4 separate regions of the Homo sapiens genome follow, and all the other regions are linked to region 1. A link is a contact called in ENCODE Hi-C or POLR2A ChIA-PET data. All regions are on one chromosome and are shown on one strand. The core of a region is the stretch at or near the end of the contact, and the rest is flanking DNA. Distances in the headings are between cores, read along the strand shown.

Evidence for each region. Hi-C counts contacts between places; a loop is a spot of excess contacts on that map. ChIA-PET counts read pairs that join two places held with the same protein, here RNA polymerase II (POLR2A). Pooled maps may share reads with other maps.
Region 2: a loop to region 1 is called in a pooled map, with 8 times the contacts of the local background. The contact joins the promoter of YIPF4 here to the promoter of LBH in region 1. A Hi-C loop is called at or near these places in 6 of 50 pooled maps. POLR2A ChIA-PET finds 5 or more read pairs at or near these places in 2 of 52 experiments (AG04450 and activated T-cell).
Region 3: POLR2A ChIA-PET joins it to region 1 with 24 read pairs in A673. The contact joins the enhancer-like site here to the promoter of LBH in region 1. POLR2A ChIA-PET finds 5 or more read pairs at or near these places in 2 of 52 experiments (A673 and activated T-cell).
Region 4: a loop to region 1 is called in a map of B cell, with 10 times the contacts of the local background. The contact joins the promoter of BIRC6 here to the promoter of LBH in region 1. A Hi-C loop is called at or near these places in 1 of 168 maps with a recorded cell type or tissue (B cell), 1 of 37 single-sample maps with no recorded cell type and 8 of 50 pooled maps. POLR2A ChIA-PET finds 5 or more read pairs at or near these places in 1 of 52 experiments (activated CD4-positive, alpha-beta T cell).

What each region holds. Positions count from the first base shown.
Region 1 is chr2:30,228,349-30,235,204 of GRCh38, reverse strand. LBH (LBH regulator of Wnt signaling pathway) reads right to left here and starts at 3,671. Exons shown (of 3, transcript NM_030915.4): 1 at 3,441-3,671; 2 at 698-800. The coding sequence starts at 3,466. RefSeq lists silencers at 2,672-2,731, 2,742-2,941, 3,332-3,421, 3,622-4,171 and enhancers at 3,975-4,489, 4,490-5,005.
Region 2 is chr2:32,271,898-32,279,710 of GRCh38, reverse strand. It overlaps YIPF4 (Yip1 domain family member 4), which reads right to left and starts at 1,807. Exons shown (of 6, transcript NM_032312.4): 1 at 1,477-1,807. The coding sequence starts at 1,555. RefSeq lists a silencer at 1,600-1,709 and an enhancer at 1,947-2,692.
Region 3 is chr2:28,161,853-28,169,346 of GRCh38, reverse strand. The region is part of intron 7 of BABAM2 (BRISC and BRCA1 A complex member 2); the gene reads right to left. All of the region lies in intron 1 of LOC100505736 (a long non-coding RNA gene), which reads left to right. Among named protein-coding and RNA genes, the nearest start is that of BABAM2-AS2, 140 kb to the left of the region's middle. Within about 2 kb of position 5,543, at least 10 of the 41 ENCODE cell types and tissues checked have a DNase peak (open chromatin) inside an H3K27ac peak, as active enhancers do.
Region 4 is chr2:32,351,936-32,359,815 of GRCh38, reverse strand. BIRC6 (baculoviral IAP repeat containing 6) reads right to left here and starts at 2,793. Exons shown (of 74, transcript NM_016252.4): 1 at 2,330-2,793. The coding sequence starts at 2,654. RefSeq lists enhancers at 1,583-2,095, 2,610-3,122 and silencers at 2,347-2,576, 2,737-3,106.

The sequences.
Region 1 (6,856 bases), core at 2,422-4,921:
GAGAGGCAGCAGGGCAAGCCAGAGAGAGGGCTGGGGTAAGAGTCCAGAGGGCTCACTCTGGTCCCTTTTTGTGATCCTTGTGCATTTTGGATCCACCAGACAGGATGATCTCCAAGCAAGATCCCAGCAATAGCATCCCTGAGCTAGCCTCCCTTTGGGGAAAATATCTTCCTCTCTAAGTGGTTTGAATGTTAACTCTGAATCAACAGGTCAATAATCAACCCAAGGAAGAAAGCAGCATTGGACATGGCTATCCCCACCAGACCACCCTTCTGCAGAAGCCCCCGACAGCAATGCTTCTACTACCCCAGGCATGGCTGGGAAGGAAAGTTCTGGTCTCAATCGACTAAACAAATCATTTCCTCCTTTGCTGCGGTGAATGGCAAAGTTCACAGAGCCAGTAGGGTCAATTCATCACAATGGCTAATGCTTGCTGAGCCCTTATCTGTCCCAGACACTAGGAATGCTTCCTACACATCCACTTGTCATGGTGAATCTTTACCACAATCTTAGGAGATAAGGACGATTGTTGCCCCATTTTACAGATGAAGAAACTGAGGCTTACTGGCATTAGGGGACTCTGCCACAGTCCCACAGCTCTTATATGTGGCACTGGGATGCAAAACCAAGTCTGTCCTCACCCCCAGCAAAAACCACTAGGCTCTAGAGAGTCAGAGGGGAGCCAGGACTTACTCACCTGGTAGGAAAGGCCATCCTTGCGGGGGCTGAGGCCGATCTCCTCCATGGGCTGGGTGTTCATCATCACCTCAGTCATCTTGGCCGATCTCAGATAGTCGGGGCTGCCAAGAAACCCAGACCAAAAGTCAACAAACACACGCGCTTTCACATTCCTAACTCTTCATGCATTCACTGCTGTGGGATCAGGGGACTGTCTGGAGACAGGAAGAGAGGTGTTCAAAACAGAACTTGCAGCAAAACAAGCTCACACCCTGAGGAAGCGCCTTGCAAGCCCACAGCCCCAGGGCTCAGCCGCAACAGACAAAGCCCATTGTCTGCAGACCTCTCTGGCAAACCTCTTCCCTCCTCTCCTGTACTCTAGTCCCCACTGGCACAGAGGGACCCTGAATGTTTCTTTAAATGACAGAACCAGAGAAACCAAAACAGTAGGTAGCTGAGTCCATCTGTCTATATTAAAACCAATTCAACCACATCTCCCTTCACTTCTCCAACTAAGAATAAAAATAATCCTCACATGAACTTTCCAAAGGGGAACTCTATATATTATTAATACACAATAACAATAACAGGTCAACTGGAGGGAAACAAAGTCCAATCATACAGCTTTCCTAAATTTGTCTCTCTGGTGCTCCTTTTGGCAAAATGTTCCACTTAAAGCCCCAAGGGGTCAGCTTTTCTGCAAGTTTCACATCTGCCATCCATCCCCTTTCTCTAGCCCCAGACACAGCAGCTGCATGCTCACAGCTTGAAAAACATCCCCTGGATTAAAAGCCTTAAGGATACCCGACTCTGACTGCAAAGGAAATTTCCAGAGGGGCCAAGCTGGCCCACCAATGGCTGACATGTGAAAGTGCCTTGTACTCTCTAAGCAGGATACGAATATTCCCTTATCCTTGCACAAACTCTGGGCACATACAGGATCCCGTGCACATAATGCTGAACATAAGCACCAAATACAGGTACCTGCTACACAGCACCCAATGCTTTCCACCATCGTGCCTGTGCACATGGTTTAAAACAAAAATATGGGGGAGTCTTTTGAGGGACAGTATCTAAGGAAACAGGGGTACCAGATGCCTCTTCAATTGTATGGTTACTACATAGATAAGAAATGACACTGGATTTAGAAACAGAAGCAATAGGTTCTAGGCTCTGCCCCTCAAGAACTGTGTGATCTTGAACAGGTCCTGTAACTTCTCTGAGCCACAAGTGTCCTGTTTGTCTGTTACTCTGATGCTAATAGTGCATACCTCACAGTTAGGTTAAGGGCTAATGTCTGCATAAAAGCATTGCAAGCTGCAAAGTGCTAATCGATGAAATAAACTTAAACCTTAATTTCTCATAATATTCTTAATGGGTCCAAACACCCACCTTGGCAAATTTTGAGCAGCCAAAGGCACAAAGCCTCCAACAGCCTTCAAAGCTTCACCTATAATAAGGCACCTAGCTGCTCACACACCACGGGAGAGGCAAGGGAGGGGCACCCACAAGAAGGGTACACAAGCCTCGGGGTGGGGGAACTTGAACTGTTGAGAGAGGGAAGTTCAGTCCCCTCTCTAAACACTGCCAGGCTGGGACGGATGGGGGCAGGGAGACTAACAGAAGATGCGGGGCTTTGCGGCAAGTTTAGGTTCGGGAGCTGGGCCCTGCAAAGGCAGTTTCCTCCCGGGTCTTGGAAAGGCTGCTGGCGACCTCCAAAGAAAGGAGCCAGAAGAGCGCACGCAGGGTGAAGAGTCTGACGTAGGGGCGGCTCTTCCTCGCTCGGGGCTGTGGCGCCGGCCCGAAAAGTTGAAGCGAGAAGCATGAACTTTCCGCTTCTTGGGCCAGGCCGGACCCCGCCGCGGCTTGCGCCGGTTTTCCCTTCGCTCAGCGCCTGCCGGAGACTCGGGGCCGAGCTCCCCACGTCCGCACCTGAGAGCGCGCTCCGGGGCTGCCGGCGCTCGCCCCCGGCCGCTTCTCCTCTAACCCAGAGCAGGAAGGAAGAAACTGCCAGCAAGGAAGTCCCAGCAGTCAGGGGCCTGCCTCTCTCTGCATCCCTCCCGGCTCCGATCCCCAGTCCGGGGCAAACCTCCGACGCCCCGCGCCCGGCCCGGGCTCCTTCCCCTTCAGCACGGCGAAGGCGGCTCCTCCCAGTCCCGGCCCCCACCAATGTGCGTCGGTTTTTAGGGGCGGTGGAGAGGGCAGGGGTTGAGAGGCTGCAGCGCGTGCCCTGCTGCTTGTGGCTTTAGTGGGGTTACGTGTGGGGAGAGCGTTTCCCGCCCCCCACCCCCCCGGAGCTCTGCAAACCCTGCGGCCGCACCAGCTCAGCCCCGCTGCTGCCGGCCTCGACGTTGAGACTTGCATGCAAACAAAAAGAAAAAGAGGAGGGGCCCGGGAAGAGCAGGAGCCCCCCTGCGCCAAGTGGGGCGCGCGCCTCCTGCAGCTCTCCGCATAGGGTGGTTTCATTGGGGGGGATTCACACGTGACCCCTGGCTCCCCCGCCAACCAATACAAACCCTCCGGCCGTCACTTAGGTGAGGGCTCCGAGTTCACGTCCTTTGTCTGGATGTTCTCAGCACCCCCTCCCCCCACCCCCACCTTTGCAACCTTGACGTTGACTCCTGCACGGGCTCGGGCGGCGGGTTAGCGCTGAGCGCCCGCGCCGCCGGCTGCCCTCGCACCCGGAGCCGGCACGAAGCAGGCGCCCGGGCCCGCAGCCACCGCCGCGAGACAGACGCCCGCCGCAGGCGCAGGGTACTCACCAGTGAATGGGGAAATATATAGACATGAAGTCCTAGGGCAGGCTGACACACGCCCCTGTGATTTAAAAACGGTCCCTGCGTCCCGAGTGAGGATGACACGGGCGCAGACGGGCACGGCAGGCGGCCGAGTGCGGACACCGGGCGCTCGCCGTCCGCCTTCCCAGGACAGCCCCACGGCTAGCGACGTCGGCAAGGTGGACACAACTCCCCGCTCTCCACTGAGCACTCAGCCCCACAAAGAGCCCGGGAAGCCGTATTTATAGGGGCGGGGGCGGGGCTTGGCCCCGAGAGGCCCCGCCCTCCCTCGCCCACTCCTGGAATAACGTCACCAAAATCATGAATGGCTTCAGCGCTCGCAGCTCCGGCGGGCGGCGGCTCGGGGGCGCGCTCGGCTCTGCTCCCGGGGCCGTGGTTCGCTGCGGCTGCGAGCCCGGCCCCCTCCCGCCGCTCTCCCACGCGCACACGCGCTCACTCGCACCGGCCCGGACTCCGCGTCCGCGCCGCTTCCCGCTCACAGCCCCCTCCACGCACACCCCGAACTCCAGCGCGGCGGAGGTGGGCGCAAGGAGGGCGCGGGGGCCGCTCGGGACATGACAGCTCGGCGGCTGCTCTGCGCCGGGGTAGGGCACCCGCCACTCCTCCACCCCAGCCGCCCGGCGCCAGCGCCCTCCTTCCCATCCACTGGCTGTCCCCAGCCCACCTCGGACCCCTCTGAAGCGTTTGTTCCCCATACTAGGCCTCTCTCTGGAATCCTCGCCCGCAGCCTTGCGATCAGCGAGGGGAAACAAGAGCATGGTTAAAGAAGAAGCGGTGGGAAGGTGGCAGAGACGCGGAGCCGGGGGACCGAGTGCCCACGGGGCGCGTTGGCTTGCGAAGGGCTGGTCTGCAGCCCTGAGTTCCGTGGAAGGTTTTATTTGTGGGAGCAAGGATGTGGTGTCGTCCTGGGTAGGATTTTTCCATTGGAGACACACATACGCCCGGTCTGCAGCGGGGGCAGAAGGTGTGGGCGGGCGGTGTGCACGCCGCCCCCCATCCTTGACTCCCACGTCTTCTCCGAGGAGTCGCTCATGACAGCAGAAACAAAGAGCTTTAGCCGAACGCCTCCCACACTGCCCAGGAATTGCAGCTCTGGGCGTCTGTCCAGGCAGTCAAAGCTGCGCAGCCCCCCAGAGCCACATGATGGGAGTCTCACTCGGGACCCAGCGCTGCCGCTCTGTGGCCTCCGCTTCAATCACGCCTGTAAAATGGCTTTAGAACCCTCACCTACCTGTGTATAGGGGCTGAGGAAAGGGGGCGCGGGGAGATCAAAAACTAAGCAAAATTAAATTGGCTTTGAAGTGAATCAGCTTTTTAAAAGAAAGGCAGTGAGTGTATTGAATCCGTATATATGTACTTGAAAGTGGAAACGCATAGCTTATCTCAGGCAAAAGGATGACAGAATTAATGGCGAAGGTTCGACAGGGGTAGGACCCTGAAGGAAGCCGTGAGAGAAGACCCTCATAATTTTCATCAGTCCCCGCAAAACCAGCCCAAACAAAAATTATAAGAATTGATGAGAATAATTTATTTAAAAATAACTGGGCTATTTTCAATCACTTATATGCTTATATGTACAACCTGAGTTAAAATAGTGTGCTTCCTATGAAAACACAGCTTCATGACAAGCCCCTGGCTGCCCCCTCCAACCAGAGAAATTCCCCCACCTCCCAAGCTAAACGCATTCTCTTCCTCTGGGGGTGTTGCCTGATGGAGGGGCTAAACGGGAGATGCTGCAGGGATGGGGTTATTGTTGATGTCCTGCACAGAGGGTGGGGAAGCTTCTCAGTGTCACTAGCCAGGTGTGGCACATTGTCATCTAGGCAGCCACAGGAGACGCCAATGCTTGGAGAGCTAGTTTCCAGGCTGAGACTTCCAGGCACTCAGAGGAAAATGTCTGGGCTAGACCCCGGGTGGGCAGGATGAAGCCTTCTGCCACTTCTTCCCAGTAGCAATCTCTGGTGAGGCTGGGATCAAAGACTGTTGCGCCACTTTTACACATAACAGACACACTTTATGTGTTTGTGATTATTGCCATGTGAAGCTTTCAAAACTCAGAAAGCTATTTCCCTCCCTCCCCATTTTCCCAAATATCTAAATGTCAAAATGGCCTCATTTTGGAGAAGAGGGTGGGGAGTAAGGCCTCCACCAGCTGTTATCTGGCCTCTGGAAAAATCCTCTACATTGGAGTGCATTGAGGGAATTACCTGAGGCCTACTCTTTGGGAAACTTATTAATGCCCATTTTAGCTAAAGTTCATCTCTGTCAGTAAGTTAAAATAGAAATAAGCCTGGGGTTGTGATCCCCAGTCTGCATTTTCTGTTTCTCCTCTGGAATCACAGTGACACATCCATTCATTTGAAAATATGGGAGGTGGCTGGGTGCGGTGGCTCACGCCTGGTAATCCCAGCACTTTGGGAGGCTGAGGCAGGTGGATCACCTGAGGTCAGGAGCTCAAGACCAATCTGACCAACACGGTGAAACCCCGTCTCTACTAAAAATACAAAAATTAGCTGGGCGTGGTAGTGGGTGCCTATAATCCCAGCTACTTGGGAGTCTGAGGCAGGAGAATCGCTTGAACCTGGGAGGCAGAGGTTGCAGTAGGCCGAAATTGTGCACTCCAGCCTGGGCAACAAAAGTGTGACTCCGTCTCAAAAAAATAAAATAAAATAAAATAAAATAAATAAAATAAAATATGGGAGGCGTGGGGCTAAGCTTTGATGCAACCATAACTAGCATGCCATTTCTCAGTTATACTAGTCTATATGATGCCTTGCAGGTTTTTTTTTTTTTTTTGAAGCATTTCATTGTCTTGGCTTTCAAAAGAATGTGATAAGGTTAACATAGCACAACTTATGGTCCTCAGTTCACAGATATGTAAACTGAGGCCGAAATAAATTAGGAGGCTTGCCAAAGATCACACAGCCGGAAAGTGGTTGAGCTGGGCCTGGAACTCAGAGGTTGTAGGCATACTCAGCTTCCCCTTCTGTTAACATAGCTCTGGCTGACTGCCTTTCCTTCATATCTCTAAAGATACAGAGTATTTCAACATGCACACTGACCATTTCTTCCCAATATCCTATGAGATAGGTTTCTGTCCCTACTGCCTTTGAATAAATGAAGAAACAGAAACACAAGCGAATGAAGTTACTTAGAGCCCCAGAACCTTAGAGCTGAACGAGACCTTCCAAATCACCTTGTCCCAGTCTCCTCGTTTTACAGGTGAGAAGACACCTAAGAGATTAAATGGCATGTCCAAGGTCACCAGGCTATTAAGTGGTATAGATGGAACCTAACGCAGGTCTTCAGACTGCTGGTCAGATGTTCTTTCCACTTTAACACTGCGTCTTGCACTGCATTTGCCAAGAAGTCAGCAGCAA
Region 2 (7,813 bases), core at 558-3,057, 2.0 Mb before region 1:
TCGGCCGGGCGCGGTGGCTCACGCCTGTAATCCCAGCACTTTGGGAGGCCGAGGCGGACGGATCACGAGGTCAGGAGATCGAGACCATCCTGGCTAACACTATGAAACCCCGTCTCTACTAAAAAAAAATACAAAAAAAAAAAAAATTAGCCGGGCGTGGTGGCGGGCGCCTGTAGTCCCAGCTACACGGGAGGCTGAGGCCAGAGAATGGCGTGAACCCGGGAGGCAGAGCTCGCAGTGAGCCGAGATGGCATCACTGCACTCCAGCCTGGGCGACAGAGCGAGACTCAGTCTCAAAAAAAAAAAAAAAAAAAAAGGAAAATCTAGGTTCTTTCTCAGACTGAAATTTCTGTAAACATAATTTATGATTTCATAGCAGCCAGTAAGTCTGGTCACTGGAAAATAACTGGTGCACGAAGTGTAATAAAAATTTGAAAATGGCCGGGGCGCGGTGGCTCACGCCGGTAATCCCAGCACTTTGGGAGGCCGAGGCGGGCGGATCACGAGGTCAGGAGATCGAGAGACCATCATGGCTAACACGGTGAAACCTCATCTCTACTAAAAATACAAAAAAAATTAGTCGGGGGTGGTGGCGGGTGCCTGTAGCCCCAGCTACTCGGGAGGCTGAGGCAGGAGAATGGCGTGAACCCGGGAGGCGGAGCTTGCAGTGAGCCGAGATCGCGCCACTGCACTCCAGCCTGGGCGACAGAGCTCAAGAAAAAAAAAAAAATTGAAAATGACTAGCAGAATAATATCCAGGTTATGAGTTGGATAGGGAACTGAGAATAGGAGGGAAACATTCTCCTGTGCTGTAGGAAAATATCTCCAGCACAATCGCTTCCTCAGAATAATACAAGGAAATCTGTAGAGGCTACTGGAAACACATTGTTGGTTTACACTAAACTTCCAATATACCTGCGTCAATTTCTCTGAATACTGAGGTGAAACATTACAAAATGCGAGGAAAACGGGGACTCGGGCAAGACATCAAATTCAATAAAAACCATTTAGTTTGTATTTGCAGTGCCGAATCTGATCCCAGACCCCCCCCAAAAAATTATCTGTTGATACATAACAGAAGAAAACAGCCCTCCTTCCTTTTTCTCATTCTTTGAGATCTCCCTTGGCCAATCTGTCCTTTTTCTGAGTAAGGGCGAGTAATTCCAGAACTAAAAGCTTAGGATTTTGTGGGTCCAATTGAAGAGACTAAGCCACCCAGAAAAACCAGCCACCAGACGGTATGGGGAAAACCAAGGGCTGACCGAGTAACTTGATGCTTTAAAAAGCAGCTCCCTACACCCCTCCCTCCGTCCTTCGGGGCCTCTCGGAAGGCCCGGCAGGCGTGGTGGGCTGCAGTCACCAGTCAGCTTCCTGCCTGTCCCCACCCGGCCACGACCACCTCGGCACCAGAAAGACCCTACGGCGTCGGGCCCTGGCTTCCTCCGGGTGATAGCCCTTCCAGGGGCTCAGCCTCACCTTCCGCGTCTGCTGAGGAGACAAAGGTGAAGTCCCCGTTAGTGGGGGCATAGGCCGGGGGCGGGCCCGGAGGCTGCATCTCGCGGCGACTCCCAACCGGCCGCGGTAGAAGAGGCTGCGGCTGGGCCCAGACCCCGAGGCGGCCGCGGCGGCGACCCGCACGCTCGCCCTACGGTGCGGCCTACGAGTCTCGACGTGCAAGCTGCGAGCGAGGCCAGAAACGGGCACAGCGGGCCGCTGAGCTGCCCCGAGACTACCCCACCAAAGTCTTCTTGGTGGCGACCACCCAAGCACCACGACGCCGGCACCCTGACAGGACCATAACAGTGACAGCGGCGCTGGGATTGGCTCTTTGTAATGTGCTCTCCCATTGGCTCCCGGAGGAAGATTCTGATTGGGTCTTCCTGTTGTTGATTCCGGAAGTTTACCCAGGACAGGAAGTTCACTTGTAATTCGTGGAAATCTCAGGCCTCTTTTTCCTCCTTGGGTGCTTTTGTTCCTTTAAGTGCGATCTTTCCTGGCGTTTTGTTTACCTATTACCTCCGTTTTTGTTAAGTGGGTGGGTTAAAGAATTTTAGAACTAGGTAGATTTTATGGGTCAGCCGCCGTACAGGATCTCAAGATTCCCTTGCCATTAGCCATTAATTAATAGTGTAGGATCTTGACTAAGTTATATGTAATGTCTGGATGGCAGTTTCCTCACCTGTAAGATGAAGAGGGATGGATCGGAGAATGAAGATAAAAGGCAGAGAAGCCGTAAATCGCCACCCAGAGACTAGGGCTGTAGATACATTCCTTTATGAGGGAGAAAACTGAGGCCAGAGAAAGTAAGGTAGAAACAGATTTAGGACAGTACCTAAATCTCCTAATTTCTAGTCAAGTGCTCTTTTCACTGGAAGGCCCTGTCTACTGATAAGCTTGCCGAAGTTAACAAACTCACCTGCTTTTAAATGTTTACATACGTAACTTTAATATTCAAGCTACATAAATGTGGCTTCCAACTTGAAGAAAGAGGGGTTGGGGTATATTAGGAGGCCAACTTGGAGAAATACACAATTGATCAGCAATAGAGCAATCGAGAGACATGTCTATTAGTGTGTTAAATGGTATTTCTGGAAAATTTTCTCACAGGAGGTAACATGTTGGTACTTAAAGGATGAGTAAATGTAGTGGTTTTGTTTGTTTTAGAGACAAGGTCGCTCCGTTACCCAGGCTGGAGTGCAGTGGTGCAGTAATAGCTCCTTGTAACCTCACACTCCTGGGCTCAGGCAGTCCTCCCAACTCAGCTATCTAAGTAGCTGGGACTACAAGCCCCCTGCCACCATGTTTGGCTAATATTTATTTATTTATTTATTTATTTTTGAGACGGAGTCTCATTCTGTCGACAGGATGGAGTGCAGTGGCGCGATCTCGGCTCACTGCAACCTCCGCCTCCAGGGTTCAAGCGATTCTCCTGCCTCAGCCTCCCGAGTAGCTGGGACTACAGGTGCCTGCCACCACGCCTGGGTAATTTTTTGTATTTTTAGCAGAGACGGGGTTTCACCATGTTAGTCAGGATGGTCTCGATCTCCTGACCTTGTGGTCTGCCTGCCTTGGCCTCCCAAAATGCTGAGATTACCGGCGTGAGCCACTGCACCCAGCCCGAATATAACCATTTTTTAAAACATGCCAATTTGATGGGTGATTGTGGGGAAAAGAAAGAGAGATCAGATTGTTACTGTGTCTGTGTAGGAAGAAGTAGACATAGGAGACTCCATTTTGTTCTGTACTAAGACAAATTCTTCTGCCTTGAGATGCTGTTAATCTATAACCTTAGCCCCAAACCCGAACTCTCTGAAACATGTGCTGTGTCAACTCACGGTTAAATGGATTAAGGGCTGTGCTAGATGTGCTTTGTTAAACAGATGCTGGAAGGCGGCATGCTCCTTAAGAGTCATCACCACTCCCTAATCTCAAGTACCCAGGGACACAAACACTGCGGAAGGCCGCAGGTACCTCTGCCTAGGAAAGCCAGGTGTTGTCCAAGGTTTCTCCCCATGTGATAGTCTGAAATATGGCCTCGTAGGAAGGGAAAGACCTGACCGTCCTCCAACCCGACACCCGTAAAGGGTCTGTGCTGAGGAGGATTAGTATAAGAGGAAGGCATGCCTCTTTGCAGTTGAGACAAGAGGAAGGCATCTGTCTCCTGCCCATCCCTGGGCAATGGAATGTCTTGGTATAAAACCCGATTGTATGTTCCATCTACTGAGATAGGGGAAAACTGCCTTAGGGCTGGAGGTGGGCCATGCGGGCAACAATACTGCTCTGTAAGGCATTGAGATATTTATGTGTATGCATATCTAAAGCACAGCACTTAATTCTTTACCTTGTCTATGATGCAGAGACCTTTGTTCACGTGTTTATCTGCTGACCTTCTCTCCACTATTATCCTATGACCCTGCCACATCCCCGTCTCTGAGAAACACCTAAGAATGATCAATAAATACTAAGGGAACTCAGAGGCTGGCAGGATCCTCCGTATGCTGAACGCTGGTCCCCTGGGCTCCCTTATTTCTTTCTCTATACTTTGTCTCTGTGTCTTTTTCTTTTCCAAGTCTCTCGTTCCACCTAACGAGAAACACCCACAGGTGTGGAGGGGCAACCCACCCCTTCAGGTGACACATATTTTATTGTTTTAAATTTCATGTTATTTGTTTTAACTAAATGATGATATTTCTAAGTACTAGAAAAATGGACAGAATCCTGAGTGGGTGGAAGAGACACGACGTGAATGAAAGGAGATGTCTTTAATTTTGAATTAATACTAGTGAAAGAAGAATATAATGTAACAAACTGTAGTTTGAAGGTAAATAAACCCCATTTGATTAACATTGTATTTACAGCCAGGAACCTGATGTTGTGCACACTTAGATGAAAGGGCAATAACTCAGAAAAACCGAATTGAAAGCTTCCAGGATTTATTTAAGCATATTGTTGAGTCAATACATAAGGACTTGTAGGCCATACCATTGGCCAATTCATTCTTTTATTTTTTTTGAGACAGTCTCACTCTGTTGCCCAGGCTGGAGTGCGGTGGCGCGATCTCGGCTCACTGCAACTGAGTTCAAGTGATTCTCATGCCTCAGCCTCCCGACTAGCTGGGATTACAAGCGCCTGCCACTGAGCTCGGCTAATTTTTTGTATTTTTAGGACAGACAGAGTTTCACTATCTTGGCCAGGCTGGCCTTGAACTCCTGACCTCATGATCCACCCACCTCGGCCTCCCACAGTGCTGGGATTACAGGCGTGAGCCACCGCGCTGGCAGCCAATTCATTCTTAATTTGTTGGTTCTGTATCTTGGTAAATAGTATCCTCCTTCACCTAGTCGTTAAAGCCAGAAATTTGAATTACATTGCAGGCTCCTCCCTTTCACTCACCTCTTAAATCCCCTTCGATCTTGCTTGTTCTGTCTCTGAAATAGAACTTGAGAGCACTTCTCTTCATCTTTATGGCTACTATTCTCATTGAAATTACTATTATCTCACCTAAACAGCTATCACTTCTTAACTGGTTTTACAGTGCAGCAGCTAAAGTGATTCTTTAAAACACAAGCATCATTATTCCTCTCTCAGTGTAGAAACTGTCAGTGGTTTTCCACTGCTTTTAGAGTGAAATCTAAACTCCTTTCTCCTGCCAGCCTCCCTAGCCTCATCTCATGCCACTCTTCTGCTTGTAATCAATCATCTTGGCCTTTTTACAGTTCTTAGAATTAGCTAAGCTCTTTCTCGCCTCAAGGCTTCTGTGCTTGCTCTTCTCTGACTAGAACATTGTTCCTTTGCGCTTTCAGGGCTGGTTCCATTCATCCATGAGACCTCAGCTTAAATGTCACCATCCTAGCTTCCTTGACCAGCATATTAATCTCTATTATAGTACCCTAGTTATTTATTTCCTAGCACTTATCACAAATATGCCATTATGCTATTTATCTGCTCACTTATTATTTATTTATTTATTTATTTTTGAGACAGAGTCTTGCTCTGTCGCCCAGGCTGGAGTGCAGTGCCAAAGTCTTGGCTCACTGCAACCTCCGCCTCCCAGGTTCAAGCGATTCTCCTGCTTCAGCCTGCCGAGTAGCTGGGACTACAGGCACGCACCACCACACCCGGCTAATTTCTGTATTTTTAGTAGAGATGGGGTTTCACATATTGATCAGGCTGGTCTTGAACTCCTGACCTCGTGATCCACCTGCCTCAGCCTCCCAAAGTGCTGGGATTACAGGCGTGAGCCACTGCGCCCGACCTCACTTATTTTTTAGAGGAGTGAAGAAACACAAGAATAAATGAACGCAAAACCACAATGAGATGCATGTCACCCATTAAGATGGCTGTAATTTTAAAAAGACAGAAATAACAAGTGTTGACAAGGATGTGAAGAAATTGGAACCTTTATACACTGCTCTTTGTGATACAAAATGTAGCTGCTGTTTTAGAACACTGTCCGGCAGTTCCTCAAATGCTTAAACATAGATGTACCATATGATCTAGCAATTGCACTCCTAGAGAAATGAAAACATATGGCCACACAAAAATTCGTGTGGACACAAGCACACTAATGTTCATAGCAGCAATATTCATAATAGACAAAAAGTGGAAACCACCCAAAGGTTTATCAGTTGATAAGTGAATAAATTGGTATATCCATACAATGGAATATTATTTGGCAATAAAAATGAACGAAGTACCGATACATACTAAAATTTGGATGAACCCTGAAAACATTATGCTAAGTGATAGAAGCCAATCAAAAAGGACCACATATTATTATTCCATTTATATGAAATGTCCAGAATAGGCAGGTCCATAAAGATAGACAGTAGATCAAGGCGACAGCTAAGGAGGACAGGTTTTCTTTGGGGGCTAACAAAAAATGTTCTAAAAAAAATTTTTTTTTTGAGACAGGGTCTCACTCTGTCATCCAGGCTGGAGTGCAGTGGCACAATCACAGCTCACTTCAGCCTCAGCCTCCACAGGCTGAAATGATCCTCCCACCTCAGGCTCCCAAGTGGCTGGGACTTACAGGCATGTGCCATTATGACCGGCTAATTTTTTTGTATTTTTTATAGAGATGGGGTTTTGCCACATTGCCCAGGCTGGTCTTGAACTCCTGGGCTAAAGCAATCCCCCAACTTCAGCCTCCCAAAATGTTGGGATTATAGGAGTGGGCCATTTTGCTGAGGCAGTGTTCTAAAATTGATCATGGTGATGGATGCACAACACTGTGAATATACTATAAGCCACTGAATTGTACACTTTAAATGGATGAGTTGTAAGGTATATGAATTATATCTCGACAAAGCTGTTAAAAAACAAATGAATGACCTTATGTAGAAAGTGAATAACATCCAATCTGCAGTATATTTTAACAACAGTTACCAAAAGTTTGAGCTTTGGTTTTAACATATTTCTGTTCAAATCTTATTTTTCCACTTTGCTATATTACTCTAGGCAAGTTAATTTCTTTAAGCCTAAGTTACTCCTCTGTAAAGTAGGGGTAATAATTATCTCATAGATGCGAGTTAAATGACATATTTAAAACACTTAGAGTGGTTGGCACATAGTAAACAATATGTGTCATGACAAAAACGCTCAGCAAATTAGGAACACAAGTTCCTCATTCTAATAAAGGGTGTATGTGATAAGCAGAATAATGGCCCCCCAGAGATGTCTGCATCCTAAAATCCAGAATCCATGTGTCTCAGTCTGTTTGGGCTGCTATAACAAAATACCATAGACTGGATGGCTTGTAAGCAACAAATTTATTTCTCACAGTTATGGAGGCTGGGACGTCTAAGACCAAGCTGCTGGCAAATTTGGTGGCTCATTTCCTGGTTCATAGTTGGCTACCTTGTCACTATATCCTCACGTGGTGGAAGGGATGAGGGGCTCTCTCAGGCCTTTTTTTTTTCTGTTTTTTTTTTCCAGTCAGGGTGCCTCGCTCTGTTGGTCAGACTGGAGTGCAGTGGCACAATCATAGCTCGCTATAACCTCAAACTCCTTGGCTCAAGCAATCCTCCTGCCTCAGCCTCTTGAGTAGCCTAATTTTTAATTTTTATGGGTACACAGTTGGTGTATATATTTATGGTGTACATGTTGGGCCTCTTTTATAAGTCCACTAATCCCATTTATAAAGACTTCTCGCCCATGACCTAGTCACCCCCCAAAGGCCTTACGTCGTAATATTTTGGGGGTGAGGATTTCAACATATGAATTTTGTGGGGACATAAACATGCAGACCATAGCACTATGAATATGTATGTTTGTTACATGGCAAAGGGGAATTAAGATTGCAGATGGCATC
Region 3 (7,494 bases), core at 4,294-6,793, 2.1 Mb after region 1:
TTTAACACATATTGTTAAATTATCTTCCAGAATAGCTAAACATTGCCACCAATATTGGCACTACTTAGAGTAAAATAAAAATATCTTTAAAAATAAAAGTGATTTTTTTCCTCTTAACCAAAGACATTCACAATAATTAAAGTAGTATGTTTCAGGATTACTCTGTTACCACAGCTTGAAATAAATCTCCATGGTGTGGTTCAGAAGAGCTCTTTTACAAACTGACCCACAATCCTTACTGGAGTTTGGAGGTAAAGTTTTAAATAAGCCCATAATAGAACACAGTTAACCAAGTCTTTAACATGAGTAGTGGGATAACACATACTGGAGCTAAGCTAAGTCTTTCATCAGCTTGCTGAGAAGCTGATCACAGGAGAAGAGGCTACAGGTGGCCAATGAGGGAATAAGTAGCAGGACTCAGCCCTCACCTACAGTGTTGTTATCTTTCTGGAAGTTGGGTTGAATTAATTAATTGGGGAGCAGGGGTGAGACTAACTATCCTGCTCCTTGGGTAAGTTACTGGATCTGTGCCCAGATGGAACATGAAGGGAAAAAAACTGTGAAGACACTAATTAATCTTCCTGATGTTTTCAAGTCTGACTCGAAAACTTTCAACTAAAGGCAGGGCCTTCAAATCCATTTAAAATAGAAGTTTCAGTGATTAGAAACCTGATCGGAATGAAGCTTTTGGCCCTCTAAGAATGATAAGTAAACTGCTGTCAACAACGCATTGGACAAAAAAGGTAATAAAGGACCTTGGGCCATAACCACTTCCTTTTTATATGCCCCTCGCCTTTCAAACTTCAAAAGGGAGGAGAATTTGGCATAAATGAAAGGAAAAAATTCATAGCCACTAGGAGTGATCACAGCCCATACAAAGCAGATCGGGCAAGCTCCTATGATGCCACACCATGTCACACACAGACCTCCAGAAGAAGTAGGCTATGGCTTTTGAAAGTGCCAAATGTCCTCTGATTATACTACGTGAGTGAGCCTAGGAGAGATGGGCCTTCCAAGAAAATCAGATTCTGGCTGAATTATTCAATTTGGACAACGGCTATAACTTTTATACTAGCCAAAGAATAGAAAGAATATATTTTATGCATTCGACACAGGCAGTTCTGGCCCTTTATAATAAAAATGGTTCCACTGTGTGCTGGTGGACCCTTGTTAAAGGCAGCTTCTACGTCTAGACCACGGGAACACCTTTTAGTTGGAAGTGCTTTCCACTGGGCTCCTTGAGTTCCTCTGTAACAAAAAGCCCTTGGATGAGGAAGGTCCAAGAAAGTCTTTCCAGGTATTAGCGAAAACTCTCTTATTCAGATAAATAGAACTTGGCTCTGACATTTACTAGCTGTGTGGTCTTGAGAAAATTATTAACTTCTCTAAGCCTGTTTCTTCATCAGTAGTGAGGAAGATATTAATGGTACTCACCTTATAGGAGTAGAAATACAGATTAAATGAGAGTGCAGGAAAAACACTTAGCATCTGAACATCATGATTCTCTCAATTTTATAGGGAATATAGGTTAACTATTTTAGAATATATAGAGTAACCAAATCTTAGCCATCAAAGTGTTGCCTACCAAACAGACTTAGCAAACTGCGTTATTTATTTATTTATTTATTTATTTATTTATTTATTTATTTTTTTGAGATGGAGTCTCGCTCTGTCGCCCAGGCTGGAGTGTAGTGGCGTGATCTCGGCTCACTGCAACTTCTGCCTCCCGGGTTCAAGCGATTCTCCTGCCTCAGACTCCCTAGTAGCTGGAATTACAGGCACCCGCCACAATGTCTGGCTAATTTTTGTATTTTTGGTAGAGACGGGGTTTCACCATGTTGGCCAGGCTGGTCTGGAACTCCTGACCTCAGCTGATCCTCCCACCTTGGCCTCCCAAAGTGCTGGGATTACAGGCATGAGCCACTGCTCCCAGCGCAAACGGCATCATTTAAAAATAACCCGTTATTAATAAAGATTTAGAAATAAATACATTTATGAAATCCTTAAGGATGCTTAAAAATGTTTTCCTTGATTATGCTACTTACATATTTTCTCTGAAATTGTTTCACTATTCATTGGTCACCAAGTCCCTTCTTGAAGACAAAGGCAAACTTCAGTACCTATCTATATAACTAGTGACGGTGCAAGTATTCAGTCTGAATGATTCATATGGAATTAGTCACACAATCAGAATGAAGAACATATGCATAAGTGAGATTCTATTAGCTGCAGAAAACTGTCAATTCCTGAAAAGTTTATCTTCTCCAGCATTCCAATCAAGAACCTTTTTCTCTTTTCACACTATATTATCGGCAACTCATGGTTTCCACACCCACCAGCATGTTAACACTAAAGCTATATCCAGTCTCAATCTATTTCCAAGTCCCTAATCCTAAATTTCTAACTGTCTCTTGGATATCTCCCCCTGGGTGTCCAGTAGGCATTTAAAACTCATCAGGGTCATGGCATGAAATAGATGGCACACTGAAAGGGGAGATGGAAGCAAGTCTGATGAAGGCATTCGTTATGAGGTTGTAAACAGCGTAAGAGAAATCAAAAAGAGATAGAGAAGCACCCTAGGGCTGGCAACAAAGGAAAGGCATTACTTATCACTGGGATCAAACCAAAGATAACTGTAATGTCATGAGCGGGGCTCCCAGTGGAGTTGTGGCCATAGGTAGAAGACTCAAACACAGTCACGCCAGTGCAAAGAAGGGAGGACGTCAGGGGTAAGAGACATATCCCTCCTTACTCTCCTTCCACCCTCAAATCTCTAGTTGCTGAACCCAATCAAAGGCCAGAAGGTAAGAAAGTTCATTTTGATGCAGCCATCCAGGGCACACACCAAAGTGAAGCGGTCCAAATCCAGATTTACTAGTTTGGCATCCACCCCTCCCCCTACTCCCCCAAAATGTGTCCTTCCTGTGGTATTCACTATTTTGGTTGATAGGATAACTCGCTAGAGTAGTTTTTGGTCACTCAACCTTATTATCATGACCTAGACCTCTGCAGCTCCTACTCTCCTACTGCAGCATCTCCTACTTCAAGTTACTCTTCTCTCCAAGCCAGCATCCTCCATGGACTCTAGTTATCTTTACAAAACTTAAACCTTGGTGTATTCACCTCCTAGGGCTGCCATAACAAAGTACTACAGACTGGGTGGCCTCAACACAGAAATTGATTTTTCTCACAACTGTAGAGGCTGGAAGTCTAAGGAGTCAGCAGGGCTGGATTCTCTTGAGGCCTGCTTGGTTTGTAGATGGTTGTCTTCTCCCTGCGTCTTCCCTCTGTGTGTATGTGTGTCCTAATTTCCTCTTATTATAAGGACATTGGTCATATTGGGTTAGGGCCCATTCTGATGACCTCATTCTAATCTAATTACCTCTTAAAGGCCTTATCTCCAAAAACAGTTATATTCTGAGGTACTAGGGGGTTAAGGCTTCAACATATGAATTTTGAGCAAACACAATTTACTTCCAAAGCATTTTCTCTGCTTAAAAGCCTTCAGTGTAGCCGGGCACAGCGGCTCATGCCTGTAATCACAGCATTATGGGAGGCTGAGGTGGGTGGATCACTTTGAGGCCAGGAGTTCAAGACCATCCTGGCCAACATGGTGAAACCCCATCTCTACTAAAGATACAAAAATTAACTGGGTGTGGTGGCACATGCCTGTAATCCCAGCTACTCAGGAGGCTGAGGCAGGAGAATCCCTTGAACCCAGGAAGCGGAGGTTGCAGTGACACAATATCATACCACTGCACTCCAGCCTGGGTGACAGAGCAAGGCTCTGTCTCAAAAAAAAAAAAAAAAAAAAAAAGCAAGGAAAAAAAAAAAAAGCTTCAGTGCCCCTTCCCCCACCATTTTCTCTAAGACATACTCCAGATTTTTAAACTTGGCATGCAAAATGACCTTAACAACTTGGCTACCCAACTTAGTTTTCCAGCTTCACCTCTTGCATCTGCTGTTTTTGCATTCAGATATCAAGCTCCCCGAACCAACCATACTTTATACCTCCTCACCTCTGTATGTGCTGTCCTCTCTCTGTAGAATCCTCTCACATGTCCAGTAATCTGTAAAGTTATTTTTGATGCCTGAGGCAGAGCCAATTACACCCTTCACATTCCTCAAAGAAACTTGAACACCCTACTATTATAGTATGTATCACCCTGAATTGCAATTAATTCTTTACGTCTTTCTCCCGCAGTACACTGGCAATTCCTTGAAGGCAAAGACGATGTCTGTTTTTGCTTATCACTGATTCCTCTGCACCCAGAACCGTACCTGGGACACAGTAGGAGCTAAACAAATATTTCTTGAATGAAGGAAATGAAAAAATAAGTGAAAACATGAACAAACCAATAAAAGGGGAAAGGGTTTCTCTTTTGATACCTAGTACAGTGGTATGGTACTCACCAAACTTAAGAATGTACTTAATAAATGATTGCTGAATAAAATCCTGACTGAAGCATACGGGAAAATCTGAAACCATGAAGGGATCTGGAGTTATTTACTTTAAGAAAAGTTATGGAAGCTGATTATCTTTGGGGTAAAAAGGAAATGGATTTTTAAAAGCCTATAAACTTCAGGGAAGAAGCGCCAAGATACATGTGACAAGGCAATCTGAGCTCCACTCAGATCCAAGAACAAAGGGTTCCTGGTTTAAGCTATGGAAGTATCTGTTCCAGAAAGCAGCTGGGCAGAATTTCCTCACACGAATAGCTCTTAATGTATGGGAAAAAGAAAAGAGCAAAACAAAACAAGCAAAGGCAGCAAAAGGGAATAATTAGTGTAAACAGTTTAGTTTTTTTTTTAATGCATTGGACAAACTCCAAGAAGGAAAAAAAAAATGTTGTGGGATAAACATCTGTTCACTCGGAACATGACAGAGCCCTTGACAGGCTCTGCGGCCTGTGTGTGTCCTTATGTGCCCGAGGTTTATATTTATGCTTCCACTGCTCAGACAGCCCACAGAGTGGCCCAGAAAGAGAGACCTATTCCAGGCCAGGACGCACTCCTCTAACTCCACGTGGGGGTGTAGGGGCAACTCTCATTCGGTTGTGTTTGACACAACAAAAAACACACTGAAGGGAAGAAGAGCAAATACCAATTGCACATGTGGAACTGCTCTACTCCACCTGCACTGGGTTCCATCAACACTGTATTTTATTGACTGCACGGAATGCACAGAAGTGACCAGACACCACACGTTTATGGGGATTAGCACTGTCTTTCCATCCCTATGATCCTTGGTATCAAGATGTTAAGTGCAACAAGTTGTAGGAGTCTGTTTTCTTGTGCCAGATGTGCCTTTTGCAATCAGTCACTGAGTCTAGGAGTTTCTAAGAAGAGAACTCCATGAGAAAATTCATCTTCAGTTTTCAGTACCACCTGATAGTTTCTAAGAGGTGCATAGCAGTGGGCCTAGAGATGAAGCCAGATGGAAATGATCTAGCAATGTGCAATGGGCAGTGCCCTGAGGAAAACACCCACAAGGGGTGGATGGCCTCAATTCTCATCTCCATGACGATAGATCACATTACCTTAGAGCCTTGGGCCACGTGAGTCCAATTCTGAGGCCTCTGACCCAGCTCCATCAGCCCAGCCGATCTTACACAAGTCTCACCCTTAGGAGTACATTGTGTTAAGATGGGGACAGATTGCCTCACCCTTACCTTTCTTTCTGGCTGGGTTCACAACTTCTCTTGCTCTATCATCCGATTTACTCCATTTTCTCTTCCTAAGGCCCATGGCTCTCAGTTTTTCATTATTCTTATGGCATTCATGTCTAACTCTGGCATTCTATTAGATATCTGGCAGGGGTGACTGCCTTTTGCTTTTCTCCTAGACCTTTGTCCCCAGCACCATGTGTACATTTTCTGTGACCTGCCTCAAGACAAGAAAAATGTTCTTTTTCTCCCCTTAGGCATAAAGCTCTCTGGGTCTCTAAAGTCTCCCTGATAGCCAGCTACTGACTTACTCCACATAACACAAGAGGTCACATTTAACAGAATTATTCTGAGAGTGGCCAGTTGGGGCTGTTAAGAAAACTAATTCTCAAGCTGATCCTGGCCCACCTGCTGACTTGGCTGGAAGAAGCGCTGGCACCCAGAGCTTCACACTCAGAAGAAGGTCATGGGGGAAGCAGGGTGGCTGCCGGCTGGGAGGCATCTGAGGAGAGTGAGGATTTCACTAGGCTGGCCACAAAAGATGACACCACCGTCTTTTTTCGGGGGGCACCTCATTCTATCTGTCTACACACAGATATGCCTACACCCACAATAAAAATGTTTATAAATAAAAATATTTGGTACTAGTTTTGATTTTCTACAGAATTGGGACTAAAAAACCAATTTATTCTTACACTTGTGGATTAAATGGTAACTCCACAGTTTAATTTTATCTGAAAGGGGGAAAAAAACTGACATCTAGCAGTTAAACATGTCTTTGTCACTAGAGGCCTATGACACAAATCTCGATGATATTTTATGAGAACATGTATAGCTTTTCTCCACTTGTGGCTATAATTGCTGTTGGAGAAGCCCCAACATGTAAAGGTTGATGCTTCTGAATGTGCTGAAAGATGCTGGAACTAAACCATGCAGTGACAGCTATCAAAATGTCACCAATGCAGTGTCATATTCAGTCAAGATGCTTAAAAATTCAAATGTTCAACTAACACTGCTCTAGTGTGCGAGGAAGAGCATTACCTGGCTGGTTGGTAGGGAAATGAAATGAGATTATGTGCATAACAGCACTTAGGAAGAAGCCCGGTGCAGGGTTGGCTGAGCTAGGAAGAGCTATCATTCGCTGGGCACTGACTCCATAGAGTAGTGTATGCCAGACAGTAGTCTCATTACACATGTTTTAATTCAATTAATCCTCAAAACTGTGAAGTGGATACTATCCTCATGCCTGGGTAAAAGGTGACAAAAAGGAGGCTAAGAGAATACCCAGCTACTTAGTATTGGAGGCTGGATTCACATCCAGGTCTGTCTGACTTTGGAGTCTCTACTTTAACCGTTACTTAAGTTCTGGTTTCTCAAAGCATCCTGAAGAGAGCCATGTACATTTCAGGTGCCCTTTGTCTTTACTGTCCCGGTGTGAGGTATGCGCTGCAGGGCCTAGCAATGTACTCTCTTTACGTGGGCCTAAACACCCACTGGTATTTTTAAAAAGACAAAATACGGTATTTCAAGTTTCTAAATAATTTTTATTTAAACAATTACAACTCCTTGCCACTTGCTCATTAATTGAAAAGGTTTCATTTGAAATCACTAGTATTTATTCTAGGAATTAGTAGTTAGTTTGAAGAGAAGGTTGCAGTAGCTAAAATTTAAATTTATACTAATTTAGGGCACAGGAAGCAGTATATAATATAGTGAATCATGTTTCAAATGGAAAGCAAACAAAAGAGTGTCCAAATGTTTCATCCTATATCTATCAGAGTCCATTTCTGGTGCTAAATAAAATAATTAAAGATCTCTGCCCTCAGTT
Region 4 (7,880 bases), core at 1,544-4,043, 2.1 Mb before region 1:
GGGAGGATCATTTGAGGCCGGAAGTTCAAGACCAGCCTGGGCAACACAGCAAAACCCCATCTCTACAAATACGAATAAATTTTACAAATAATAATAAATTTCACTTCTCATATATGAAAATGTTTCAGAATGCATCCATTGTTAACTTCCAAATTTTTTCTGTAATCCTTCATTCCGTTCACTATAAACCCTTCTACATATTTTAATTCACATACTCAATCTTCATGCATGGGGACCTGCAATTGTATCCAATCCCGAACTCTTCTAATCAACAGATGCCCCAACAAAACCTGTTATCCCAAATCAATGCTACATTTTACTTATCTACCTACACCTTCATGTTATACATCTAAAACCCTCCTCTTTAGTAATCTACCACTAAAGTGAATATTGTCTTTCCTTCCATGTACAGGCACATAAATATATGTCCAATTTCCCCAACCAACAAATCCTGACACACATTATTATTCTCAAACATGGCCTCCAGACATAAAAAGCACACCATAAAATTCCTCTTTCTATCCAAAACACTTGAATACTTTTGTTAATGACTTTCTTTAGAAATCCTAGTACATATACCACTTATTCCAAGTTAAAAATCACAAAAATACTACATCCTCAAGATAGAAACATATACTAGAAAGTGTAGACATATATGAAAAGGATAAAATCAAATTAAAGATAACGTTTATGAAGAGGGAGGATTGGAGAAATGCAGTCCAGGAGAGATTCAGCTGAGATTTTAATCCTATTTGTAAAGTTTTATTTCTTAACCTGAGTTGGGGATGCATGGTGTTCACTGTAATTACTCTTCATACCTTTTCATACTTGAAATACTTTTAAATGACTTTTAAAAAGAAAGACATCCAATTACCAATGAGCATCTCCCTCTTACACACAGTGAGAAGCCATTATGTCCAAGTTGCAGTAACTGTTCACTGCTACATCTGGGCCACCCCATCATTTACCTAAGCCAAGAAAAGAAAAAATTACAAACCTACCTCCCAAAACTTTCTCTTAGATATGTTCCAAGTTTATATCCTGAAACTATACATAATCCAATTCTTTCACAACTCTCACATCAACAATAATTAACATGTCTAATTTCACGTTTGCATCCCTAAATTGCCATTTACTCTTACAAATGCCTTATTACTCACATAGTAAACTTTTCCTTGTTCGTCTACGTTAAAATACAAGTGAATTGGTTGACCACATAACTACTTCCACTTGGCTAAACGCAGACAGTTGTATACATTACATCTCTATGCAGGAGTCCGATTCACTCATACACTAACTTTTCAATCTAAACCTACAACATCCAAATTAAGCCACCCATCATTTAACCACAAATGAAATGTCATCTCCGCCAAATCTAACTCAGCCAGGGCCATTCCAAAACCACTCCAGTCCGTCCACTGAGCATACACCTCACGCATCTGAAAGTCCCGTCCCTGGACCAAGGTTTACGCCACCCAGAAGTGCTCTCCTCCAATGGTGAGACTCAGACACACCTTCAAATCCTAATTTTCGGCTCGCTGTGGGAAAACAAGTAGAGACAGCCTGAAGTTACAAACCCAAAGGAATCTATTTCATACACCACAGGTCCTGACTTTCTCGTCACTGGGGCGTAGAAGTTGGAAGCCCCGAGCAAGGGGACCAGGTCTAGTCGTCTTCGGCGTCCGCAGAGTCCTACAGTCGTCGACCAAGCAGTTCAGGCAGCTGGCCCGCCTACTTCCCTCCCCACCCCCACCACGACCCACCCCACCCCCACCCCACCCCCACCCCCACGCTGGGCGCACAGCCCGCGGTCTGTCCCCCGCACTGCGGGACCTGAGAACAGCAGACTGCCGGCTCCTCTCCCACAAGGGAGGGCTTGGTTGCCGGCTCAGACGCTCCCCGCCCCTCGCCTCCGGCCACCAGCCTCTCCGCCCGGGGTCAACCCTTCCAGCCTTTCGCTCTCATCTAACCGGACGCAGGACCGACAGCCTCTCCAGGGCCTACCCGGGCCTCGCTTCCTCCGGTGCCAAGCTCCAAGGTCTCCTCACCTCTCGCGGAGGACCAAGCCAGACCGGACGCTCCAGGCCCGAAAGGCAACTCCCCTCCCACCACTCCCTGACTCGCCGGTCTTTCCTCCCAACTGCAGCCGCTGAAAAAGCCAAGTCCTAAGGTCCCCCTCCATCAGCTTCCGGGCCTCCCTTCACGGCTGGGCCCGAACCCCCAGCCCTGCCCTCTCGCCATCTCGCTTCCCCGAGTCGCGAGGCCGAGCCCCGGGGCTGGACGGCTTCTTTCCCCGGCTTCGCGCCCGCCCGGCGTGCGGAAGACTCACCACTGAGCGCGGAGGCCTGCAGTGTGGCCCCCGAGGTGCCGTCGATGACTTTGATGGTCCCGCGGCTAGTGACGGCCAGGATGGCGTTGAGCGCAGGGTGGTAGGACAGGCTGTGCAGCCCGTCGGCGTCGCAGTGCATGCAGCCGTCCCGCAGCACCAGCCACTCTGAGACCCCGGCCGCCCCCGCCCCCGCCGCCGAGGAGCAGCCGGGGCCCGAGGCCGCCGCAGCCGCAGCCGCCATCTTCCGGCCTGCGCTCAGCACAATCACACTGGGAAGCGGCTCAGTGACAGTCCCGGGAGGTGCAGCACCACCACCAGTCACCATCCGGGGCCAGGGGGCAAGCCGAGCGCGTTAGCCGGAAGTGAAGTCAGGCGCCCGCACGCACGCGGAACGTCGATCGCCCGGCCGGAGGGGCCAAACTCGGAGGGAGGCTGACGGGAGAGGGGGAGAAGCAGGGAGGGAGGCGGGGCCCGGGGCGCGGGCTGGAGGCCGGCGGGTGGAGCATGCGCGGGAGGGCTCGCGCGTGCCACGCGCCGCGGGTCTGGCCAGTTCCGCGTCCGCAGCGTCCCAGTTTCTTCCTGTGAGCCTGGGGAGTGGCGGCTGCCGAGTCCGCCCCGCTCCTCGCGGGGGCAGGGGGAGGGGTTGGCCTCCGTGCATTTCCGCTAGGTGGGGACCCCCGCCCTTGCGACCTGTCCGGTACGCCCGGAGGCCTTTTGCAGCGGTTCCAGCTGCGCCTTGACCGTTCCCGGTACGCACGGTGCAGCTGTTCGGCCGTGGCCGGAAGCGGACCTCTGGGTCTCGGTCACGGCTCTGGTGTGAGAATAAACAATCAGAAGCCTCTCGTTTGGATTGGAAGGAACCGAGCGACCTTCCCAAACCTGTACCTTTTACCACGCCTGCCCTCCCCATTCCCAAGGCTTTCTGTTGAACAGAAGTACCAGATACGAGGTGCTGGAAGCGCATAGTTAAGCTTAGTTTCTCTATCCACATTCCAAACAACCCGAGTTACCGGAATTAATAGGAGTGTGGGTCTGTGTGAGTGTGTGGTGGGGTGTGTTGGAGGTCTAGAAAGGACTAATCAATTTACTAATCATCCCCCCTTGGAGAATTTTTTTAAAACTTTTTATTTTGAAATAGATTACAGTTGAAAATATACTACAGACCTCTGTGGTCTTTCTCTCCAAAAGCCATAACCCCTATCTAACTATGAGAAAACCATTTGACAAACCCAAACTGTAGGACATTATTTTTATAAAATACCTAAACACTACTCAAAGATAGTACAGAGAGATCCAATTTACTCTTTACCCAGTTTCCCCCAATGGTTGCATATTACATAATTCTAGTACAATCTCAAAAGGAGGGATTTGATAGTTGTATGATGTGTGTATAGTTCAATGTCATTTTATCACATGTAGACCTACGCACCATAGTCAAGATGCAGAGTTGTATGTTCTATATGTTTTGTGATCATTAGGTTATTTTGGAAAGAACTAGTTTTCCTTAAAAACCTAATCAAAGATCTGTTGTGAGGATTAAGAATCATTTGTAAAATGTGTAGAAGAGCATCTGACAAGTATATACTACGTGCTCAATAAAAATTATAAAAGTTAATTGCCCTCTCACATTCATGCGAACTTCCTTCAGGAAATCTTCATGGATTACCTGAACTACATCTTAAACTATTAGCCATCAGGCTACATCTGAAACACTTAGAGATTTGACTGTATTCCTCTCTTCTTGGGGGTCCCTAAAATACACTGAAGTTCCTGGGCCTGCCAGAGAGTGACATTCCTTACTCATCTGTGGTTCTTTTTTTTTTTTTTTTTTGGCTTTTTTGTTTGTTTTTGTTTGTTTATTGAGACGGAGTCTCACTCCGTCGCCCAGGCTGGAGTGCAGTGGCGTGATCTCAGCTCACTACAACTTCTGCCTCTTGGATTCAAGCAATTCTCGGCCTCAGCCTCCTGAATAGCTGGGATTACAGGCACCTGCCACCACGCCTGGCTAATTTTTTTTTTTTTTTTTTTTTGTATTTTTAGTAGAGATGGGGTTTCACCATCTTGGCCAGGTTGGTATTGAACTCCTGATCTCGTGATCCACCTGCCTCGGCCTCCCAAAGTGCTGGGATTACAGGTGTGAGCCCCCGCGCCCGGCCACTCAGGCCACTCACCTGTAAGTCTGGGAACAATCAGGCCAGTTTTTCAAACGAAGACTTTATTGGCTCCATAAAGTCAACCATAGCTCCTTAATGCCATCTGGTCATGTTTGAAAATATGACATTCCAGTCAAAACCTGGTTAATACAACCAGTGCCTCCAATTATGTCTTGTTACAGGAGAACACATTTTTATAGAAATTATGCAAATAACTATATTGCCATAAAAATAGGAATACTTGGCCGGGTGCGGTGACTCATACCTGTAATCCTAGCACTTTGACTAGCCTGGCCAACATAGTGAAAGCCCATCTCTACTAAAAATAGAAAAAAATGAGCCGGGCCTGGTGGCGGGCACCTGTAGTCCCAGCTACTAGGGAGGCAGAGGCAGGAGAATCACTTGAACCCTGAAGGCGGAGGTTGCAGTGAGCAGAGATCGTGCCACTGCACTCCAGCCTGGGCGACAGAGCGACAATCTGCCTCAGAAAAAAAAAAAAAAAAGAAAATGGGACAAGTTGAGTTTACCTACTTAGTAAGGGCTAAAGCTTTTTACCAATATTTGTGGAAAATTCTTTTTACTTTTTTTTTTATTTGCCCTGTTTCAAAACAGTCTCATTTTTTTCTCTCTTTTCAGCCTCAAGTGATTGATTTGGAGGGTCCTCTCAGTCCCTTCAGAGCCCCCAGTGGAGGGTAGGGAGCCTAAAGTGCAAGTGACTGTGGGGCTGGAGTGAGAAGGGAAAGGATCTGGCAGTGGTGGACAAAGTTGGCAAAGGTTATAATCAGTAGGGATTTCTGGTTTCAGAGAAGAAGGGTTTCAGGTGACAGAATTTCCCATGGGAGAAGCAAGATCCAATAGAGAGAATACAGAGGCTTCACAGAGAGCCAGAAAGAACATCCAGCCCAGAAGGTACCTTTCAAAAGAAGCCTGGGACTGTAACACAGTTTCAGAGAATATACTTTTCTTTCCTTTTTTTTTTGAGACGAAGTCCCGCTCAGTCGCCCAGGCTGGAGTGCAGTGGCGCGATCGCGGATCACTGCAGGCTCCGCCTCCCGGGTTCACGCTATTCTCCTGCCTCAGCCTCCCGAGTAGCTGGGATTATAGGCACCAGCCACTACGCCCGGCTAATTTTTTGTATTTTTAGTAGAAATGGGGTTTCACTGTGTTAGCCAGGATGGTCTCGATCTCCTGATCTCGTGATCCACCCGCCTCGGCCTCCCAAAGTGCTGGGATTACAGGCGTGAGCCACCGCGCCCGGCGTTTTTTTTCCTTATTTTAAGAGACAGCGTCTTACCGTGTCACCTAGGCCAGAGTCAGTGGCATGATCATAGCTCACTGCAGCCTCAAACTCCTGGGCTCAAGCGATCCTCCTGCCTCAGCCTCCTAAGTAGCTGGAATTACAGGTGCAAGCCACCAAACCCAGCCAGAGTATACTGATACCTTAAGAATCCACATCTGTTCTTACCAGCTTTGGCAGACATTTGTCTTGAGCAATGGTTCAGGAATCTGATTCACCAAGGAACAATGTAGGGGGTCAGTAGATAGAAAATTACTAAGAGGAAACCTCAGGGGTAAGTGAAACTCTGGCCAAATCAATCTAACAGGATTCTTGCTGAAGACAGGCCACAGTGATCAGACATCACCTGGGAGATGGTGGAGGATGAGGAGCCTGATCAGATATGGAGGAAGAGGGGTTCTTGCTAAACTGACTTAGCTCAGTTTTCTGCTAAAACTAGACTTTACAAGGAAGTGCACGGATGGACCTAGCAGAAGATTCAGAAGTCTGACTAAAGTTTGGCCAAAGAATCTTTGTCATAGTAAAGTCTGGATGAATATCTGATTTTCATAACTGTAGCATCATTGATCACCTCTATGAACTTGGGCTAGTCATACATTTTGAGACTGTTTCACCAAGTGTCAAACGGAGATGATAAAATTTCTTGCCCTAGTCATTTAGGTTTGTTCTAAGTACTTCTGAAAGTACTTGTAAATGGTAAAAATTGAAAAACAGGGCCAGACACGGTGGCTCACGCCTGTAATCACAGCACTTTGGGAGGTTGAGGCGGGCGGATTACTTAAGGTCAGATGTTTGAGACCAGCCTGGTCAAAATGGTGAAACTCTGTCTCTACTGAAAATACAAAATAGGCCGGGCACGGTGGCTCACGCCTGTAATCTCAGCACTTTGGGAGGCCAAGGCAGGCGGATCACGAGGTCAAGAGATCAAGACTATCCTGGCCAACATGGTGAAACCCTGTCTCTACCAAAACTACAAAAAATTAGCTGGGCATGGTGGCACGTGCCTGTAGTCCCAGCTACTCTGGAGGCTGAGGCAGGAGAATAGCTTGAACTTGAGGCAGAGGTTGCAGTGAGCCGACATTGTACCACTGCACTCCAGCCTGGCCACAGAGCAAGACTCTGTCTGAAAAAAAAAAGAAGAAAATACAAAATAATTAGCCAGAAATGGTGGCAGGCACCTGTAATCCCAGCTACTGGGGAGACTGAGGCAGAAGAAACGCTTGAACCCGGGAGGTGGAGGTTGCAAGGAGCCAAGATCGCGCCACTGCACTCCAGCCTGGGGGACAGAGCAGGACTCCAGCTCAAATAAATAAATAAATATTGAAACACAGAGAGGTGAAATGGCTTCTCCATCGTCTCACGGTTTCTGGGGCTGGGGTAGAAATAACCTGGATTTTGAGCTCCAGCAGTTTGATTCGAGAACTTGTACTTCCAACTTAACCCTCTTGTTCAAAACTTCAGGGCCTTGAGGTGAAAGACTGTAAATAATCAAATCTAAATATAAGTGGGGTGTCGTTTTAAAACAGTTTTTAAAATCTTTAGGATAGGCCGGGCGTGGTGGCTCACGTCTGTAATCCCAGAACTTTGGGAGACTAAGGCAGGCGGATCACCTGAGGTCAGGAGTTCAAGACCAGCCTGACCAATATGGTGAAATCCCATCTCTACTAAAAATACAAAAATTAGCTGGGTGTGGTGGCACATGCCTGTAATCCCAGCTCCTCGGGAGGCTGAGGCGGGAGAATCGCTTGAACCCAGGAGGCAGAGGTTGCAGTGAGCCATGATCGCCCCACTGCACGCAAGCCTGGGTGACAGAGGAGACTCTGTCTCCAAAATAAAAATAAATAAAATCTTTAGGATATAGTCGGGCACGGAGGCTCATGCCTGTAATCCCAGCACTTTGGGAGGCCGAGACAGGCAGATCACGAGGTCAGCAGCTTGAGACCATCCTGGCTAACACGGTGAAACCCCATCTCTACTAAAAATACAAAAAAATTAGCCGGGCGTGGTGGCAGGTGCCTGTAGTCCCAGCTACTCAGGAGGCTGAGGCAGGAGAATGGTGTGAACCTGGGAGGTGGAGCTTGCAGTGACCCGAGATTGCGCC